Regions from separate parts of the Mus musculus genome. Here regions 2, 3 and 4 are each linked to region 1. A link is a loop called in an ENCODE intact Hi-C map of the cell type or tissue named here. Cell type or tissue: heart. All regions are shown on one strand. Region 1 holds the start of Tspan12 (tetraspanin 12). Region 2 overlaps Tspan12 (tetraspanin 12). Region 3 overlaps Ing3 (inhibitor of growth family, member 3). Region 4 holds the start of Ing3 (inhibitor of growth family, member 3).

Region 1 (5,000 bases):
ATGGCAGCTGTGATTCCCATCACTGTAGTCAAGAGCTTCCTAACAGGAGACCTCGCTGAAGTTATAAAGGCAGAATAGGGGCAGAGAAGTGTCAAGAGGTATAGTCAAGTAGAGGCCATGACAGCTGCCCCGTGTTGCAATATTTTAAATGTAATGAGGTCTCTCCTACTGAAGTTGATTAAGCTTCTGAAGACAATTTGTTGGGAGTATTAGTGAAATAACTACAGTTGTTTTCTTCTTGCTTAGAAAGAGGGGGATATTCTCAGTTTTTCAACTGGCAGGTGAGGAATTTAATCCCACTACACCCCAAAGAGGCTCTTCTGCTCATTTGAGGCTTCCAGGAAAGCCTAGTAGATTTTTAAACTTTACTGCGCACTCAGTAAATGGAAATGTTTGGAAATGGTGAAATAAATTGCATGCTAGCTAAGGCCACACTTTTGGAGACTCTGACTTCAGTGTTCTGGGGTTCACCAGAGCTTCAGGGTGTTTCTGGATTCCAGATGGTCGCCTGACTCCAATTGCACTAAGAGTTGGCCACGTGAGGCTACTAATCTGTCCCTCATTTCTTATTTACTATGAAGATGGAGGACAAACATACTTTTAAAGACCTTTCATCTGTATTACTAGTTTATCATGTAGGTGTGTATCAGGTAGGTGAACCCGAGGAATTTATGGATTATGCAGAAAGCATTTACCAATCAATCTTCTAGCAATGGAAGATAGTTTTTATTTTTATTATGGGCATTCATTTCTTCCTTTTAATGTCAAAGCCTCCCTTGTATGAAGAAAATTTTAGGTCTCTCAGGAACTGTGTGGCAGCACACAGTTTGGATGGTGGTTTGTTTCAGTCGCAGGCAGCTGACCTTGCGCTTGCCTGTGAACACAAGGGATGAAAGCGGCTCTCTTAGCTCCTCCCACAATTTCTGAAGCCACTCTGTTGCTGGAGTGGGGGCCATCTGATGGATGACTGACGATTTCCTTGGCAATTTGTGTGGATGGCTGTCCTTGTTTGCTTTTTAGAACTTGTCTTAGTGATTTGCTTAGGAGGAATGTTAATACCCTAGGCCTGGGCATCCATATTGACTCTCATGGTCTTGACCTCGGTACCAACCAATTTAGAGCACGTCTCCTTGTCACTTTGGCCACACAGCAGACAGGTGATGATGGATACAGACCACAGCTGCATGTTGCCCCGAAGACTCCGATTATTAGTTTTTCTCAAAGATGTTGCTTGGATCTAAGGTAACACAATTTTTGGTGAGTTTTTTGTTTGTTTGTTTGTTTTTGTTTTTGTTTTTTGTTTTTTTTTTTTGTTTTGTTTTTCCTATTTGACGAGGAAACAAATGGTCACAGCAACATATACTACTGTGAGGGATAAAACCTAATCTTTTATGGGAGCAACATGAGCCAGCAATTTTAATTTTTAAGTGTGAAAATGTCTTACTTCTGAAATAGAAGATAGGTTTGGAGCTATGCTTTGTGATTCTTGTGATGTGGTTCCTGTGATACCCTACTGAATCTCTAGTTAAAAAAAAAAAAAAATCAAGGCGGCTTCCAAAGATTCACTACCCTATGTGCCTTTCCAGATTAAATCACCAACATTGCCAAGACACCACAGTATCAGGAGAAAGTTTAAAAACTTTGGAAACTTGTGAAAGAATTGCCTGATCTTTTCCCTATCTGGATGCTAAATCTGTATAGAGATACATTGATGGTTTTTGCAAATGTTAGTAGATCAGAGTGGGAAAGAAATGTTATTTTATATATTTATTTACCTACTTTTGATCGGGGAGTGCAACAAATCAATAAGGTTCACAGGGCAGGACATTAATGACAAGTCACCGGAGGCGGCTCCACAAAGGTCCTGAAAACTCGTCTCTCATTGCAGGAATTGGGTTGGGCCACCGGTGGCCCCCCTTCTCAAACACAAATATTTTCATATAATAAAAAGCCTGCTTCCTTATAACCCACCCTCCATTCCCACGACGGTACCATTTTAAAGGGGTGTGCTGCAAGGACTCCTCCTAGTTTTGCAGGTTTTTAATCTCTCCGGCATTCTATCTCGCAGAGGTGAAGAATCTCTCTGGGGTGTCACTCTGGGTAAGAGGGACAAGAAACACCCACTAGGACCCAACCCGGCAGCCAGCGGCCGAGCATGCGCTGAGAGTTTGTGCAGCTGGCCCTGGCTGCCGCTGCTGCCTTGTCCGGACTTGGCGAGGACTTGGGAGGGACAGCGGCGTTGGGAGGTGGCTTAGCAGAGACTTTCCAGCGTCTGCTGCCCGGGACTTTTTTTTTTTTTTTTTTTTTTTTTTTTTTTTTTCTTTTTTCTTTTTCCCAGGAGTTAGCGACGCCGACGGTTGGAGAGAGGAAGACAAGGAAGCGTCTGCTGCTGGCGCCGATGCATCCCTTTGGCTCTCCGGGAGGAGCGTCCCTGCCCGGATGAGTGTCTGCTGTGTGTCCCCGACTGTTCCCCGGCAGGAGCGCAGCTCGAACGGTGAGTGGCCACAAGTCCCACATCTCTCCTGCCCGCGGTCCCTGCCGCCTGCCGGAGTGGCTTCTGCCCTGCGCGGTGCGTCCTGCCGGGGGCGTGCGGCCGCCGGTGACTTTGCCTGACCGCGCAGGCTTTGTGCTCTGCGGGCGGCGGGGACCTCAGTGTCGCGGCGGCACGCGGGACCCCGAGGTTGCGCGTCCGGGGGGGCGGGGGTGGTAGTGAATGATGACCGGTCCGGCTTGGGTACTGCCGCACCGGCCCTGACTCCCCAATTTCTCCTCCCCGCCATCCCGCCCCAGGCTCATCCATTATTCCCGGAGGACAAACTGCATTTCTCACGTTCTTCCAAAGAAACCCTAGTCACCGGGCGGGATCCCAGCTCTGTGCTGCGCCCCCAGTGGCTCCCGAGTTCACACCCGAGCTGTGCGACCCGGTGGTGGGGTGGGAGCAGGGAGGTAGGGCCCAGGAGCTGCCCAGAGAAGGGCATTCCTGTGCTCCGAGAGGTCGATGTGTGTGTGTGTCCGTCCTTGGGAATAGGGATAGCACTGGAGCCTGTGGCATCTCCAGAGTCACAAAGCTGTCCCCCAGGAGACAGCAAAGAAAGTCTCAAGGGCCATGCCACTGGTCCCCTGGGAAAACTAGTTTACTGTACATTCATCCAGAGAGTTAACCTTTTCTCTTGGCAGCAGGTGTTATCCGATGCCATGTGAGGACTTTTGGGAGTTTTATTCCCTTTAAGACTCTAACAAATGAGTTTCGATGAGAGGACGTCTGAAATAAACTAGGCTTGGGGATCCTGGGGACCCAGCTGAGGGCTGGCAGAGGGGTTCACTTGTGAAGGTAGTTCTCTGCTGTGCCCGCCCCTGCAGATCGCCGGGGCTCTGCCTGGACCAGTAGAATGTGGTGAGAGGATGGGGTTTCTCCCTCCCAAGACTCACAATGGCCAGAGAAGATTCCGTGAAGTGTTTGCGCTGCTTGCTCTACGCCCTCAACCTGCTCTTTTGGGTAAGTCCTACTATCCCAGCGGGTGGGGATGGCTAGATTGGGTTTTCTCAACTACCAGATAAGGCGCCAAAGGGCATTGGCTCAGCGTGAATTAACGGCGTGAGATCACATCCTCTGTTGGTCAGAGAAGTAAAAATTGACCTTCTTCGAATACCTTTGATCTAGCTCAAGTTCCATCTGAAATTAGAAAAAAAAAAAAAGCCGCTCCTGTATACAAGTGCCAAGTAACATGAAGCTAATCTAAGGATATAAATAAGTGCACGTGCTTGTACTGGAAGATAAGAGACTATGACAGACTACTCGGGAACCGCTAGTTTGCAGGAATTTTAGATAACTGTGCAAGCCTTACATTTTTTCTATACGTCACCACCACAGCCTATGAAAACTTGTTGGGGCAACTACTCTTAATATATCTTTGGAAAGAGTCACACCTAGATATCTTACCAAAAGTCTGGATACGTTTTTAAAGGGAATTCCATATAGTCCAAAAAGTGGTTTTCTTATAACTATTTCTAAGTTGGGAATGTTTGAGGAATTATATGTATATATTAGGAAAAAAAAACACATCCATCTGAGGAAACAACACATCCATCTGAGGAAACAAAATACATACAATTTAAAAGCCCACGGAAATTACACTGCATGAGTTAGTGACTTTTGGTGTCTTCTATCCAAGTTTTCACCAAGTGTTAGTGTAGTATTATTTATAATGCTTACGGAAATACGAGTATTAAAATTATGAATGTTACTTCAGAAGGTTGTCATACTTAAGTAAGTTCTCTTGTGCCATTTTTGTGTTCCTTTAATAATTTATATTCAACGTTTCCTGTTGGAAATTTTAGTATGCAGTATATTTATTTCTCGTCTGTCTGGCATTGGCTAGCCCCCTTATTTCCTGACAGCTATTACAGCTGGTCTCTAGAGGGGGATATTTTTGTTAAATTGCTCCTTTTGGATTGACAGCATTCTAAGATGACAAATTAAGTCTTTAATAAATCGTTTGAGCACTGTCTAAAAGGACAACTTTTAAAACTTAATATGAAAAAGTTAAGCATTGAGTAATTACACTCACCATTTGCAAACAGAAAAATCACTCATCGATGTTACTGTGCCTCTTAATTCTAAAAGGGCACATTTGAAAGTTGCTCATTAACTTACCTACTTAGCTACCAGGTTTTGAGACTTTGCGCTCTGTTTCTTCTAAAATGCATAGAAATTACTCTTACTGCTAAGTTTTCACTTGCCTACGTTCATCTTCTCAGTGATCGCCTTGTTACACTTTCACACTAAAGGGATCTTTATGGAAGGCCTTGTTGAACTTCCTTTTCTTTGTAAATCAGGAAATTGAGAGCAAGTTAAATGGCATGGCAAAGGCCAGCTATTTCAGTGGTGGTGCGCCCAGGGACAGAACTCACTACTCTTGCACCTAGATGATGTCTTTAACACACAGCCTTTTTGCACGTCCGCACCTCCTCATTAATAAGATCTTTTGTCATTCAATTAA
Region 2 (5,000 bases), 55 kb after region 1:
GTTGTTTTGTTTTGTTTTGTTTTGTTTCGTTTTGTTTTGTTTTTTCTCCAGCATGCCTTGAGTCACTCAAGCCTGTGTAGACATCACTGGGACAGTTTTTTTTTCTCCAGCATGCCTTGAGTCACTCAAGTCTATGTAGACCATTGGTGCAGGTTTTTCCCAGCATGCCTTGAGTCACTCCATGTGTGTCTTTTCGTCTCACATACATCTCTCCTCCTCATTTCTTCTGGCCTACATGAGCTTGTTTAGAAGTGCGGGTGAGCTACTCTCAAGTTTCTATTTAATGACTTATTTAATAAATATCTAAAGTTTTACTTAGATCTTTCTCTTTTATGATAATTTTCTATTTTTAGAGATACCCATGTCCTATGTTTTAAACATCACTTTAACATTTTAAAAGTTTTTTCCCCCCATTGGGAATTTAGCTAGTATAAACATTTTTTTTAAAAGTCAGGATGTCCTTGATTCAAATGCTAGCTCTGCTACCTAGTATCAGTTCCCTTATCTCGTAAGCCTCAGTTTCCATGCCTACGAAATAGGACCAATACAGATGCTCACTTCATGGAGTGTCGAGAAGAGTGAATGGAATCATCAACTTGGTCTCATTTATCATATGCTTATTAATAGTGACATTGCATGACATTCTTTTGTTCCAAACTGTTTTACATTTCATCCAAGAATCTCAAGTGGAAATCTAGTGACTTGAGATTAATCATCGATTTTGCCTCAGACCAGTTCTCCTAAGTTTTTTTCCTTGTGAATGGAATGGCGTCCCTCGGAGACTAAGTTAAGCATCTTAGCTTGCCTTCCGTTCTCAAGCTCTGGACCAGGACGTGTTTGGGAAGGAGTATCTCACTAGATAGCCAGCTAGCTACTCATTCTGCTGTGCCTATGCCCACGGCAGAGGTTCAAGTCTAGGGCAGTCTCCAAACCTGGCTTTGTGCCACTCTTGCTGAGATGGCGAAATTATCAGTGTCACACAGATTTCCTGATATTCCGTTGCTTCCTGACTTTGTTTGTTTGTTGCACAATTAGACTGAAAACAACCCCGTGAAAAGACGTGTAAAGCACCAGGGCATTTATAGAAGGCTGTGTTCAGGAACTGCCCCTGCTAGAGCTCCCAGAATCTTTATTTTTCTGGAACTTAGAATGCAAACTGTGGTAACCCAGGTTGAGAAATAGCGAACCCTTTTTCCTTCTTTCAGGGCTCCACCTCCATGGACCATAAACAAGTGCTACAAATGCTATATCCTGGCTTCACTTGAAATATTCTCTCTTACCTCACAATTCTAGTTTGCATAAAAAGAGTGGCGAATCCGTCCAAATATCCAGAAGGCATTCAAAGCCCTTTATTAGTCTGGCAGGACTGCCACACTGAAGTATCACACGTGCGGTCACTCAGGACAAGTGTCTGTTCACTCTTCTGGAGGCCGAATGTTCAAGAGTGTCAGTATTGATGCTCTTTGAAGCCTCTTCCTTTGGCATGTAAAAGCCTTCGTCCCATGTCCTCCCATTGTCTTGTCTTTATATGTGTCCATGTTTAATTTCCTCTTCCTATAAGGATATCATTCATACCTGATTAAGCCCATGCTGTTGACCTTATTTTAGATTACTTACCTTTCCAGTGGCTCTCTTGACATGAACAATCTCATAAGTACAGGGGTTAGAATTTTAACATAAAAATTTAGAATGGGAGAGACAACTCAGCCTAGGACAATTTTTCTCCTCTACAATAAACACACCTTTGGAACTCATTTGTTGTGGTCCTGCACGTGGGCTGTAACTGAATGGATCTTGCATAATTCTTAGTGACGCTCCCTAATACCTTATTTTAAACATAATTTTTCAATAAAAACATATATATCTAATGGTAGCGCTTGTGTAAGCTTTGGAATCATAGTTGCTGCCATTTTCTGACTGATCAGAAAGTCCCTTCACCTATTGAGGGGCTCAGTTTATTTATATGTAAAAATAATGATTCTATGAATTTATGAAATTCCTAGGCAAATGGATGGACCTGGAGGGCATCATCCTGAGTGAGGTAACCCAATCACAAAGGAACTCACACAATATGTACTCACTGATAAGTGGATATTAGCCCAGAAACTTAGGATACCCAAGATATAAGATACAATTTGCTAAACGCATGAAACTCAAGAAGAACGAAGACCAAAAAATAAATAAATAAATAAATAAAAATAATGATTCTATTGTGTTTTCTAGAGCTTAACATAGCATCAGCTTGGAGCAGAGCTACCTTGAAATGAACCTGTTGTCTTCTTGGCAGGTAGTGACAGAGCACAGACTTGAGCTGGTGTAATACTGAGTTCACTCACCTTCAGGAGGTTCAGAAAGCCTTCGTACAGATCCACAGCCCTCTGTGGATAGGCTCTGAAACAACTCCGTAGGAAAGAACGGATGTCAGCAGCTCTTTAACAATGTTGGCACTGAACACAGCATGTTCAAGTTATTTGGAAAAGCCACTGCTATGGAAGTCTTCATTTCCTGACAGAGCCAGATAAATGGGCTGCTCCATTGTGACTGGAAGTAGGGTGCTCTGAGAATGGCCCTGGCTTGCCGCTTAGAAAGGCTTGCCCCTCTAAGAAATGGGGAAAGACAGTTTTCTCTGGGTAAAAGACTTTTAAAATAGTGACCTCAAAATGCGATCATTTAAAATATTTAGGAAGTGGAGTCTTTAAAGATGCGCTTTATTTTCAGGACTCCCAATACTTTGTGTCAGAATCTCTGACGTTTATGCTAACCTTGTGGTGCTACGATGTTGCGTAGTTGTGACGTTTGTGATACACCCACGCTTTCTAAACACTACGGAAAATGTCTTATAAGTTTCTCAAAACTCTTAGTATTAAGAGCTTATCACTCAAGGTGCTTTTGTGATGCCGCTTTATATTTAAATCATAAGCTCTTTAAATCATAAGCGTTTCAGGCAAGTGAGTGGAAATGTCCCAAGTACACTGAGCATTTTCCTCGCTTGCTGTTGCATGAGGAATTCGGAATCCTTCCAAGTTGGTTTTGGTTAAGCTTTGAAATGGCGCTGGATTGTGATATTTTATGATTCCGTGTTAATCTTGAGCACGGATTGGTCTCCTGGGCGAAGTAATTTGCATAACCATCCCTCTTGGCAGGGTTCTTCTCCGTGACTGCCCATATTCCTTCCTTCCGACTGTCTAGAAGAGGATTTCTCTGTTATCCAAGGGCAAAGCTGTCCTGATCACAGTTGCTTTTTCTAAATCCAGGCTGCACATGCCTTCAAGCCCTGTTTGTAAGCCTTCATCAGCGTTTCTGACAATCTTTGGTGAAGCACAACTGAAAGTGTTCTTAACAAGGCTTAGCGCCAGACAAGCTCGCATTCTTAAGTTCAGCTACATTCAAGCTAGGCATGCCATTATTTTTCTGAGATTATAATGATATAATATGCTAGCTTATCAGGAACCTCACTCTCCTGGGTAATAATAAGTCAAACAAATATCTATTTACAGAATTTTTGCCTTGATTAAGGAAACCAAGATGGCTGGCTACCTTTGAGATGTGAGTTTCAGTCAACAAGTTTTTGGTTTTTTTATTTCCATGGAATTTGTGGAAACTTTCATCACAATAGTTGAATTTTTAGTTATACTAGTGAATAGATAATAAGCAAAATGGTTAGCTACTCTCTGCTGACTAGAAGTTAATGATAATGAAAGACTAGCTATTGAATTTGTAAGTGTGGTTGACAATTCTTTCATCGCTGTGATCATCTGCAAAACATCTTGAAGTTGGAGACTGTGACACCGACTTGCTTTTAGGAGGGGTGGGTGTCACAGGTCAGAACTGTTCCATTATGGAATGGTGAGTTTGCTGTTCCTGTATGATGTTTTCATCCCCAAGATAGAATGCACAGACATCTCCGGCTGATGAGGGACGTTTAACTCAGTCCAAACATTTAAGACATCAGCTCTCTCAATTCTATTAGGTTAAACAGAAGCTGTTCTGTGTCGTTTCTAAGTGTGACTGGTGATTCTGTTCTAGTTTAAGTGCTGTGGAGTGGTGTACTTCACTGACTGGTTGGAAATGACAGAAATGGACTGGCCTCCCGACTCCTGCTGTGTCAGGGAGTTCCCAGGGTGCTCCAAGCAGGCTCACCAGGAAGATCTCAGTGACCTTTACCAAGAGGTAAGACCATGCGTGGGCATCATATCCCGGACAAACGTCCCAAAACACTCTTCAACACTATGCTGATTAAATTTCCACTTTTTGTGTATATCATTAGACCTCATTTTTCTTTTATCTCTGATACATGATTTTTTAAAAAGTGAAAAATCACAGTAACCATATTTCAACAAACAGGATTGAGAAAGACCTAGTTCATTAATTGAATTTTATCTTTTTTTTTAATAATCACTCTCATTAATTAGATTTTACACTTTAACGCCTACAGCCGGATCCTATTGTGCTCTTCTAGAGCTCTTGAAAATAGGCACGTGCAGATCATGCAGCTAACGGGTTCTGTGCGGGAAGCCTGGGCAGACTGGTTTAGGGCCTTGATGTAAGAGAGACAAAACTCTCCTGAGAAAATTATGTGAGCCGCTCTCTGGTTCCCCCTGCTGGTAGTAACCGGTAATCTCAGTTTTAGTTTGCTGAAACATTTTACTGGGTTTAAAAATCAATCATTTGGTGCCCCCCAAATTCACTTATTGTGCATTCTTCCAGGACTCAGTTGCTCTTTCGTAGGAATTTTTATGTTCCTTTGTCCTTAGGTGTTTCACAGTGAGTAATGGGATACCATTCTCAAGTTAAAATGTAAAGTTTATCTGTAAGCTGGGCTACAGAGATGGCTCAGTGAAATGGTTAAAAACATTACTTACTGCTCTTACAGAGAACTGGGGTTTAGCTCCTAACGCTCACTTTGTGTCTAAAAACTATAACTCCACCTTTAACTCTAGTTCCAAGGGATATGGCACCTCCTCTGATCTCTATAGGCTCCTGCACACACATGTATACAC
Region 3 (5,000 bases), 120 kb before region 1:
TGTAGAGAAGTAATACATTTAAAATAAAGATAAAATGCATTATTATATAACTAACTCTTTTGGTCTCTCATTTGCACCTTTTTTTCCTCCTTCAGCTCAGACAACAGGGTTTCTAAACACCTAAACTACAAATAGGAATAGTGACACAAAATGATTTATCTGAAAGAACAAAAGAAAGTAAAAAGAAGTCACTTACATACTAACTGAGAACAATTACAAATGACTCTAACAGTTGAAAGACTTCCTTCCTGCCTTCAAGGTGAGGCAGTGCAGAGAGCCAACTGCCTATCCAGTGTTTAGCCTGGATCACTGTACCCTGCTGTGGTTAATCCCTGGAGATGTATGGATACAGCTCCACACAACAACCCTGAACAAAGACACACACTGCCATGGGAAACTTACTTGCTCTTCCTGCCACTCCGCGAGTCCGTGGCGGAGGAACTGGCATTCTGGGTTAAGGTTGTCATGAGTGCCGATGAGGAGGAGTAGCCAGCTGTTTCTCTGGGTATGGAAAATTCTTTTCCCAGCTGGAAGTCATTGTTCTTAAATGCTTCGTAACTGGCTTTTAAACTCGATGTTCTTCGCCCTTCTTTCATCTTAAGTAGACATGTATTGACAACATCAATATATGTAAATATGTATTTTCTCTTTAAGTGTTACACGTTATGGTTATTTAAGTCATGGAAAAATTCAGAGTCTTTTTCATGCTAAGCTGAGAATAAACATGGGAAATAGAATGTCTTAACTCACACTATGTGCAAACCACAGAAATGAGCTAACTGCAGCCAACACAGATAAAAGCCCAATGGTACAGAAAGAGCAGATATTGTCCTCATGATGACAGGAAGGTAACTTGTGCACTAACTGGGAAAAGGGTCAACGTGATGGCATGATGCGTCACTCTATACCCAATAACTTCTCTGCATTATTACTAAAACACCAACTAGCCTAAAAGGGCAACTTCAAGCTCAAACTATATGATGTCTGAAAGCTCTGCTAACACCTAGTGGCTCCTACTGAGGTTTGCCAGTGACGGGAACCAATGTAGCACTTGCCTCTACCCACGACTATTACCTGTGCTGTCGCTTGCACGGCCTGTGCTGCCGCCATGGTGATGGCCCCTGCGCCAGCCCCTGAAGATAATGAACCAATGTTATAGGAGGCCAGGGGCTGGGACGAGTTCACATTGTAAGCATTGTTGCAGGAAGCTGTGGAATTATTGTTCCGACAACCTGTAAAGAAGAAAAAAAAATGGTTGCAGAGTACATAAGGTTTCTGAGATTGAAATAAATTATTTCCCCATATATAAAATTAAATTTAAATTCTTCATATACTTTAGGGATTGAATCAACTGGAAAATACAAGGCAATTTTCCTTTTCCTTCTTATCATCATGTAGACTTCAGAGGTAGCACATGTGTGGATTATAATCTTGAGCGCTCCTCTATCCCTTACTCCAACATAAACAAAACAAGCAAATTACCACTTTCGAGAAACGAAACTCACCCAGCGTGTTCTCCTTGGAAGCGTCAGATGTAAGGGTGGACAGCAGCGCTTCAGATTTGAATTTCTTCTCAGGGATATGGTCTGCTGCTGCATGGTGAGAAGTTGGATTATATTTCCTTTCTGAATAAAAAGAAAATTCACAAATTTCAAACTTCAGGGGACTACAGAGAGGAATACTTCCACCCCTTTATAAATCAGTACAGTTATGATCTCGGTTCCTTGTGAAATGGACCATTATGCTCACCAAGGAGGGGACAAGCAAACAGTCTTTGTCACGTGGTTCATGGAGAGAACAGACATTTCAAGCACTTTAGAAACTAGGAGCAAAAAACTAAAGACAATCCACGATGTACTACGGTTTCACATTATCACGAGAGAAAGTCCATCATAATATACTGCCTACCATTTAGAATAGCTTCCAATTTACCTCTCTTTCCTATTGAATTGACTTGTCAAAAAAATGTAGCAACCAATAATCCCCTTTCACTAACTCACTAATAACAAGATTTTATCACATGATAAATATCAGCTAAGCACTGGAAGGCAAGGCTGAAAGAAATGGGCCTACATGAAGAAGTGTATAGTTGGGTCAGTCGTACCACTCCCTAGATCTGTTTTATATCTGTTTCTGCGCTGATAGAACAGACTTCCTGTTCCCAAATTAAATATATGTTGCTTAAATGGAAAAGTCTACACGTAAACTGTGATAAAAAGCCTATTGTTTTTCTTTTTTCTTTTATTAGGTATTTTCTTTATATACATTTCAAATACTATCCCGAAAATTCCCTATACCCTTCCCCCACCCTGCTCCCCTACCCACCCACCCCGATTCTTGGCCCTGGCGTTCCCCTGTACTGGGGCATATAAAGTTTGCAAGACCAAGGGGCCTCTCTTCCCAATGATGGCTGACTAGGCCATCTTTTGATACATATGCAGCTAGAGACACGAGCTCTGGGGGTACTTGTTAGTTCATAATGTTGTTCCACCTATAGGGTTGCAGGCCCCTCCAGCTCCTTGGGTGCTTTCTCTAGCTTCTCCATTGGGGGCCCTGTGTTCCATCTTATAGATGACTATGAGCATCCACTTCTGTATTTACCAGGCACTGGCATAGCCTCATACGAGTCAGCTACACCAGGGTCCCTTCAGTAAAATCTTGCTGGCATATGCAATAGTGTCTGGGTTTGGAAAAAGCCGATTTTTTAAAAAGGGAAAGGAAAGGACGTTTCTCATTTGCTTATGTAGAGCTAATAAAAGAGCACATACAGGTGACATGTACGGTGCTAAACTGTACTTGAGCCAGACTTACTTTCCACGGGAGTATGTGAATGAGCGTGGTGATTGTTCACTGGCTGCGAAGGAGCATCTAATTCCAAAGATCCTAGAGAGGGGACACAGAGACAATCCAGGATTAAACGTCACTATAGAATCTCCACTTAAACCAACCCCCAACAAGATGGCCCTCACATATGACTGCCAACCTCTGGCATATCACTTTAGACAGACATGTAGAGAGTTACTATCTTCAATTGCATCCTGAGCAGTCCTCTCTCTAAGGAGGAAGACTCACTTCTCAGTATTCACCGTAAGTACACAACAGCTCAAGATATGCTAATATCTAATTAGAGAATCTTTCATGCTGAGTGTCACACAAATAGAAAAAAGGACATTACAACTCTATTAATGGTGAGATCTAAAAAATTCAATCTAGTAACAAAATTGAAAGCCTTTTAATACGTTATCCTAAAGGTCTAGGTGATGGGGATATTACTGCATACAAAGAAATTCAATCACAAAAATTAACTGCAATACTGACAGTTCCAAAAAAGAGCTTAGGGCTTTGCTTGCAAACAGTAAAGGGCATAACCCCCAATCCCAAGCTTTAAAACACTTCTGAAGAAATTCTCTCAACTTATTAAAGATTCGTTGAGATACAGTGATGTCAGGGCAGGATGAACAGTTTGTATGTGACCCCGTTCCGTTTCCTGTGTCTGGGTCCTTAGTGGTTGTGTCATTAACTCCCTGAAGCAGTGAGGAGGCAGGCAAGGCTTACTCACAGCCACCAACAGCATTTCCAAAAGAAAGAAACCTTCAAAGGTAGTCATACAACATTTCATTTTGTTCCCCAGTATCTATTATCCTCAGATAGGTTTCCTCCGGAATAAAAGTATCACCAATAAAGAAGATAATTATGTGAAGCAAGGATCTACTTTTAAATTTAAAATTGCAATCCTTACTAACAGACACACGCCTGGCTTGTCCAGTTGACCTCACACGCCCCTGTAAACACAGCTTAGGTACCCTGTAGTCATGAAACCCACTACCTGGCAATAGAAACGAACTGGCTGGTGAATGTACCAAGGAATGAGCACTGTTGGACCCTAACTGGACTGTCATAGAAATCACCCTGAGGACTAACTTGGTTCCCTTACCACTCAGTGACTACCTCCTCTGACCCTACCAACAAACTGCTACCTCACCTAGTTAGGCTAGAGAAGATGTGAAACTGGTTAAACACAAATCTGTCTTGCTCACGTTTTGGGGAATCCCCAGAGTTAAGCCCAGGCGATATCTGGGACTAAGTTTAAGCACATCAAGTTTGTAACAACAACAAAAAATATTAGGATGAGTTCTTCTGATAAGGGGAGGTTTTGAAAAGACTTCCCAGCACAAGAGGAAGTGTTACGGAAGCGATGGAAACCTCAGTCCACACAGGTGAGGAGCAAAGTCTCAACAATTCTGCCAGCTGAAGCACACAGAACAGGCGTGGCTTGGCTCTCACGGTGGACACTTGGACGTTTTTGCCTCTTTCTTTCTCTAACTCTCTTCTAACTTAGCATATGTGAATATTAAACACGCACGGAGTCTGCAATGTGGGCACACGTGCTCAGAATCACAATGGTCTGGAGGCTGGGGCGGCAAGCTTTATAGAGCATGGTCCCATCTCAAAGTGAAAACAACACAAAGTGAAAGACTTTGTATGCTGTCTTCATAAAGAGGGAGTAGACTGACAGCCTGCATATTTCTCTCAGTGTTTATGACCCAAAGACTTCAATGCCAGCCTAGAAGTTACGGGACCCAGAGGCTACCATCCACCAAAGGGCATATATGATCTGGCAGGCTTTTGTGAGAAAACTACTCTCCAAGATGAATAGAAAAACCATAAATTGTACTTACGCCTCTCTAGTATTTCTGTAATTCCAGCATTATCGGCTTCCAGCTCCATTTTAAACTTGGCCAGTTCCTGATCCAGCTTTCTCAAGTGGCGATCTACCTGTTTCAAAAAAAAAAAAAAAAAGATAACACCAAAATCTGGGGCCCAGCTAACGTACGGTTTAATGACGAAACTTCAATATTTCTTTACTAAAAGGTAAGTCTGCTTCATATCTTTAGACTAGTCAATCAACTTATATCTTAGTACATCTTAGGGTACTGGGCTAATACCTCCCCAACCTTATTTTTAAGAAAGCAGCGTCTCAAATCTGTTAGAAAATGTTC
Region 4 (5,000 bases), 99 kb before region 1:
AAACCAAAAATTTTCTTTTCATAAAAGAAAAAAGTACCCTATGTGTTTCCACAGACAACTAGACTTTTGGGGGTATGTTCAAATTGTGCTGCATGAAAAACTTCTAGTTGAAAAGGATGGCTAGTGAACTCTAGGTTAACATACGCAAGCTCTAACCTCCTTCATACCTGGGCATTTTTACAAGCCAGGACCACTTCTCTTAGGAAAGCTGGTTTACCCCCTCCTAACAGACAATCTTCCTTACAGATGGAAGAATAAATAACACAATTGAAATTTTCAGTTCCAAGATTAATGTTTCTGTATATCCCTGAAAACTTTATATGAAGGTTAGGCGTAAGGACTTATTCTTCCTCATGTTAAAAGACTTGACCCAGGTCACACAGCTACATGGCAGTGAGGACCAAAGCCAAATCTTTGAAAGTTGTGTTCCTAGACACCACTAAAGAAAGACACCAGATCCCACACACACACAGCACTAGTGAGCTTATCTAATCTGTAATCTAATCTGCAGGACAGCCTTAAGGCCCGCAGCACTAGCTAAAATAAACTTCAGCAAGAATTACAGGAAGCTCTAAACCAGTGCTTCTCTACCTTCCCAATATTGTGACCCTTTAACAAAGGTCCTCATGCTGTGGTGAGCCTCGGCCATGAGATTATTTCTGAATCGTAATGTGTTTTCCGATGGCTTTTGGTGACCCTGTGAAAAGGTCATCTGCCCCTTGAGTTGAACTGCTGGTCTAGAATATACCAAGTGCCCCCAAGTCCCTCATAAGTGCCCTCACTCCATATCCAGGTATCTACGTAATGTTACTATCTCTCCTAGAGGGTCCCAATGTGACTGCCAATTATCCAAGGCATCACACTTACTTTTTTGATGGATGCCATCTGTTCTTCTCGCCACTCGGGTTTATTCTTCTTTGCATTCATAAAGAACTCACTGACTCTTTGTTCTAGTTGATCCATTGCATCTGACACAATAAAACATTTCATACTTAGCCGACCAAACTGCTTTGATTTGAGGAAAAAAAAAAGACATCTGACAACTCTGTTTTAGCTTATACACATTTTGTACTATAAGCAGTGGTGCCTTCATTACATTAGTTTTTAAAAAGCTGAAATATTCTGTACTGACTTTGCTATTTCAAAACATTTTCCAGTAATCAAGGTAGAGTGAATTGTACAGACAAGGATCTACGCCACAACCCGCACTGAAATCAAAGTTAATGGCATTAAGTCAGCTGGTTACGGCAATCAGAGCTGCTTACTAACAGTACTCCTGGGACGGTCTCATACTTCTTTTAATAAAAATAGTGATGACAGAGTCAACACTTGCTCCATAGCACCAAGCACCTCATCACGTCCTCTCACAGGAAGGGATAATATATGTGACCGTTGCTCACCATTTATTCACTCAACACACATGCTATTTACTCTATGTAAGGCTTCGCCAAAGCCCAGGTCAAAAATAATGACCTCAGTGGATGGCTGCTAAAAAAATAAATAAAAGGGGTTTTGTTGTGATGGAAATGGAGAAAAAATTGCCCACTATATTTATCATTTAAGCAACTTCAGAGCAGGATGGCTTTTTACAAAAGATGCTGAGATGCTCTAGTTAATCTTCATTTTTAAAACACAATTTACTTTCAGCTACTTGCTGACCTTAGACATGCTGATACTTTTAATGCCTACTCACTTTGTTTCCGAAAACTCCAGGATTACAAAGTAAGTAAACTTGAAAGCACTGTCATATGAATAGATTAAATCCAAACTATCCCAGAATTTTAAAAAAATTGAATGATTGACAATGTTTTAAATTATCCTTTATTCTAAACCTATTTGTAATGGGCATTATACATCCTAATTATCTGTATTAGTTTAAATCCTCAGAAGACTGTCAGTTTTTAAAAAAAAAAAAAAAAAGCAAACAAGCCCCCCAGGCAGCAAGGCTGGAGTTGTCCTAGTCGTCCTGTCCAAGAGTGAACCCAAATCTGTCTGCCACCAAACTCTACTCAATCCCTCTGGAATGTGCTTCGGCAGGTGTTTACTACTGCAACTACCTTAAAGTCAAAGAGAAAAAGCACACCTATTCCAGTCACAGATTTATGAGAGGCTATTGGGCAATGCACCCCAAGAGATGACCCAGAGACTGAGATGAGAAAAGTACAGTCAGGGACAAAAGGTACAGAAATGAGGGGCAGGGGCGGCAGAGGCTCATGAATGAAGAGAACAAGCCCTTAGCAAACTCAAGTTACCTTTGAGCCTCTTCCAGTCTGGCTTTTTCAAAAGAACAAGGTTCATTTTGGAAATAAGTCACATATAAAGCTGCCAAGCACTGACAGAAAAAAAAATCAATGCTAGCAATGCCTGAAAAGCCAAGCACTAGGCAGACAGAAGCAGGAAGATGAGGAGATTAGAGCAAGCCTAGGATTATTATACATATTGAGTGTGAGACCAGCCTGAATGACGTGGTTGTGTTTACAAAACAAGAAACCAGTAGGGAAGCCTATCAAACGTCTACAGTTTTCTAAAGAGCAAGCGGGTGATTTCCTTAAAATCTGATCTCTCTCACTCATTTCTGGCTGAGAAAGTGTCCACGCTGTTCACAGCTCTAAGTGTCTTCCATTAATATGCAACTTGTCAAAGTTCGGCCTTCCGAGTTCACTAGGGTCCCTAGCCTGCCCTTCTATGTCTTTGCTCTGGAGAAATTCGGAATGTAATGAACTTTTAAGTCTGAATGCAGAACTCCAAGTTTCCACATCCAGGCTCGGGTGCAAACCTTCTGAAAATCACGCGAGTTTCCACTGCGGTGCAGTGTCGTCATCTCCATGCAGTACACAAACAACTGTGTTTGCTGTGCCCCGCGTGTTAACGGTACGGTGTGCCCGCCGCCTCCTTGTCACAGCCTGAAAAAAGTAGCGCGGAGGACCCGCCAGGCGATGCCCGAGGGAGGCCGGGGCTGCGCGGGGCCGTGGAGACGCGCCACTTACTCTGCACCTGCAGATCCATCTCGCGCATCTCCGTGAAGCGGTCCCGTAGGTCCATCGGAAGCTGCTCAATCACTGTCAAAGGCACAGTCCGTCAGAGGGCGGGGCCAACGGCGAAGGGACGCGCTGGCGTCACGCGTGTGTGCGTGCGTGCGTGCGTGCGTACGGGAGGGGGGGCGGCTCACAACGAGGCTGCCAGTTACCGTGAGAAAGAAACATCCCCCGCTCCCCCTCCCTCCCGCCATCCCGCCCGCCCGGCCACTCGCGCTCCCGCCCGCCGCCGATCCCGCCCGCCGCGTCGCCGGCGCCGCGCACTCACTTTCCAAATAGTCCTCTAGGTACAACATCGCGGCCCTGACTGTTGCGGGGACGAACGGGTCCAGGGGTTTATTTGTGTCACTCGCTGTCGCCGGAGTTTTGTCCCTTCCAATATGGCGCCTCCGCTAGCAGCACCCGCTCGACTCCGGCAAAGGAAAAAAAAAAAAAAAAAAGCAAAGGAAAAAAAAAAAGGCTCCACTTTGGCGCCTGACGGCGCTTGCCTCACTGCCGCCCGCCGTTGCTATTGGCTGTCTGCAGCGATGACGTCAACCGGCCGGTGCGGATCTCCGCGGTATTCTGGGAAATGTAGTCTTCTTTTTCCCCGAGCGTGGCCATTAGTGAGGGTGTCTCTTGGAGTGGCAACTACAGAAACCACACGCCTGCGCGAAACGGGCACGCCAGAATCCGAAATGCGGTGCCTCTGTTTATTTGTTGATTTCTTACATGGGGGATGACGGGAGTTGTATGCGCCTGCCTGACACAACTAGGAACAACTTTTCACCTGTTCTGGGCGGTGATTCTAAGCCCGCCGTTTGTGAGTCATGGATTTCTGGCTGTGCTAGGCAAATAGCAAAGATTCCAAACGCTAGAATAATCGGCTAAGTTCGGAAAATTCAGGTTGTTTAGAACAGAACTCGCTGCTGGAATTTATCTTCATTATTCACTCCTGATAAATAAATGGGACAAGTGATTGGTGTCCCTGCAACGTTAAGATAATTTATAGTGAGACTGGAGCGAATGTGCATTTCCCAAATTAAAAGACACCCAAAATAGTATTCAGTAGCCAGTTATGTTTTGCGGTGTATCTTGTGTTCATTGTAAAACAACTGTTCAAATGCATCCGCAATAAAGTAAATAAATAGATGAATAAATAACAACCAACCATAAATTATAGTGATTTAATGCATTGCTGGCATATACTAACAATGATTTAAATTTATGTTGGGTAAGTAGCTGGGTTAATGTTTATAGTTCTGGGCAGGCTTTTTTAATAACCCTAGCAAATGTTCACTGGTGGTATAACAAGTGTATCACCGCCCCGTTTCTATCTTAAAAATGCCTTTCATAAAAATTCGTACACTAAATGCTTCTGTGTTTTGGGGAAAATGATCCCTTCTTAGACTATCTGGTGGATTATAACACCACACACCTGTAATCCCCTAAGTGGGAGAATTGAGACAGGAGGATTAGGAGTGTGAGCTTTGGCAACATAGGCAATTAGAAGCCAACCCAGATTATGGAAGACCCTTTCTCATACAAAAGAAAATAAATCAGTATGACACATTTTATTCACTACTCAATATTTTTATGTTACAATTTTATTTACAATGACATACTTGTATTCTCTTTTGTCTTCTTTTAAAGCCATTTTCTTATTACTTGAATGTTAAATATATTTAGTCTACACCTGTTTAATTTAAATTTTGTACTAAAACTATTTATCTGTTTGTGCTCTTTGTTCAAAAGCAGCCACGTTTGTTTACAGTGCCTAATTTCATCTGTGTTGGGGTTTTTAACTCTGAATTCACTTTTCCAGGGTTATAAATATAGAGAAATTTCACTGCTGGAGTTAAAATCGAGTTTTGCTAGAGAATATTAGCATTTGACTCTGCAACTTTGCTGCAAGACACCATCAAACTTAGGGTCAAATTAAGTTATGTAGTTGAGGTTTATTCTATTGCACCGATAGATTGAATT

The links. A loop is a pair of places that touch in the nucleus more often than their neighbours do. Peaks named below come from ENCODE experiments on the same cell type or tissue, not always from the same donor. Only the 100,000 strongest peaks of a DNase experiment are listed, where the experiment ranks them.
Region 2: a loop joins it to region 1, with 6 times the contacts of the local background. A loop is called at or near these places in 8 of 42 quality-filtered maps.
Region 3: a loop joins it to region 1, with 1.9 times the contacts of the local background. A loop is called at or near these places in 2 of 42 quality-filtered maps.
Region 4: it touches region 1 in a loop (3-fold over the local background); 11 of 42 quality-filtered maps call a loop at or near these places.

The regions. Positions count from the first base shown.
Region 1 is chr6:21,849,506-21,854,505 of GRCm38, reverse strand. It overlaps Tspan12 (tetraspanin 12), which reads left to right and starts at 1,973. Exons shown (of 9, transcript NM_173007.4): 1 at 1,973-2,100; 2 at 2,339-2,494; 3 at 3,361-3,496. The coding sequence starts at 3,431. Gm30270 (a long non-coding RNA gene) reads right to left here and starts at 2,088. Exons shown (of 2, transcript XR_377371.2): 1 at 1,780-2,088; 2 at 723-1,237. In heart, a CTCF peak has its summit at 2,873; DNase peaks (open chromatin) are centred at 2,185, 2,845 and 3,385; H3K4me3 peaks cover 2,829 bases; H3K27ac peaks cover 2,617 bases.
Region 2 is chr6:21,794,748-21,799,747 of GRCm38, reverse strand. Tspan12 (tetraspanin 12) reads left to right here. Exons shown (of 9, transcript NM_173007.4): 8 at 4,027-4,170. Among named protein-coding and RNA genes, the nearest start is that of Gm30270, 55 kb to the left of the region's middle. In heart, CTCF peaks have their summits at 2,382 and 4,602 (motif pointing left); DNase peaks (open chromatin) are centred at 927 and 2,437.
Region 3 is chr6:21,965,510-21,970,509 of GRCm38, reverse strand. It overlaps Ing3 (inhibitor of growth family, member 3), which reads right to left. Exons shown (of 12, transcript NM_023626.4): 5 at 4,680-4,776; 6 at 2,812-2,883; 7 at 1,506-1,625; 8 at 1,075-1,232; 9 at 403-596. Among named protein-coding and RNA genes, the nearest start is that of Cped1, 18 kb to the left of the region's middle. In heart, no CTCF peak of the experiment used is centred here; no DNase peak of the experiment used is centred here.
Region 4 is chr6:21,948,097-21,953,096 of GRCm38, reverse strand. It overlaps Ing3 (inhibitor of growth family, member 3), which reads right to left and starts at 3,482. Exons shown (of 12, transcript NM_023626.4): 1 at 3,304-3,482; 2 at 2,988-3,059; 3 at 868-968. The coding sequence starts at 3,331. In heart, a CTCF peak has its summit at 2,939; DNase peaks (open chromatin) are centred at 3,116 and 3,616; H3K4me3 peaks cover 2,285 bases; H3K27ac peaks cover 1,888 bases.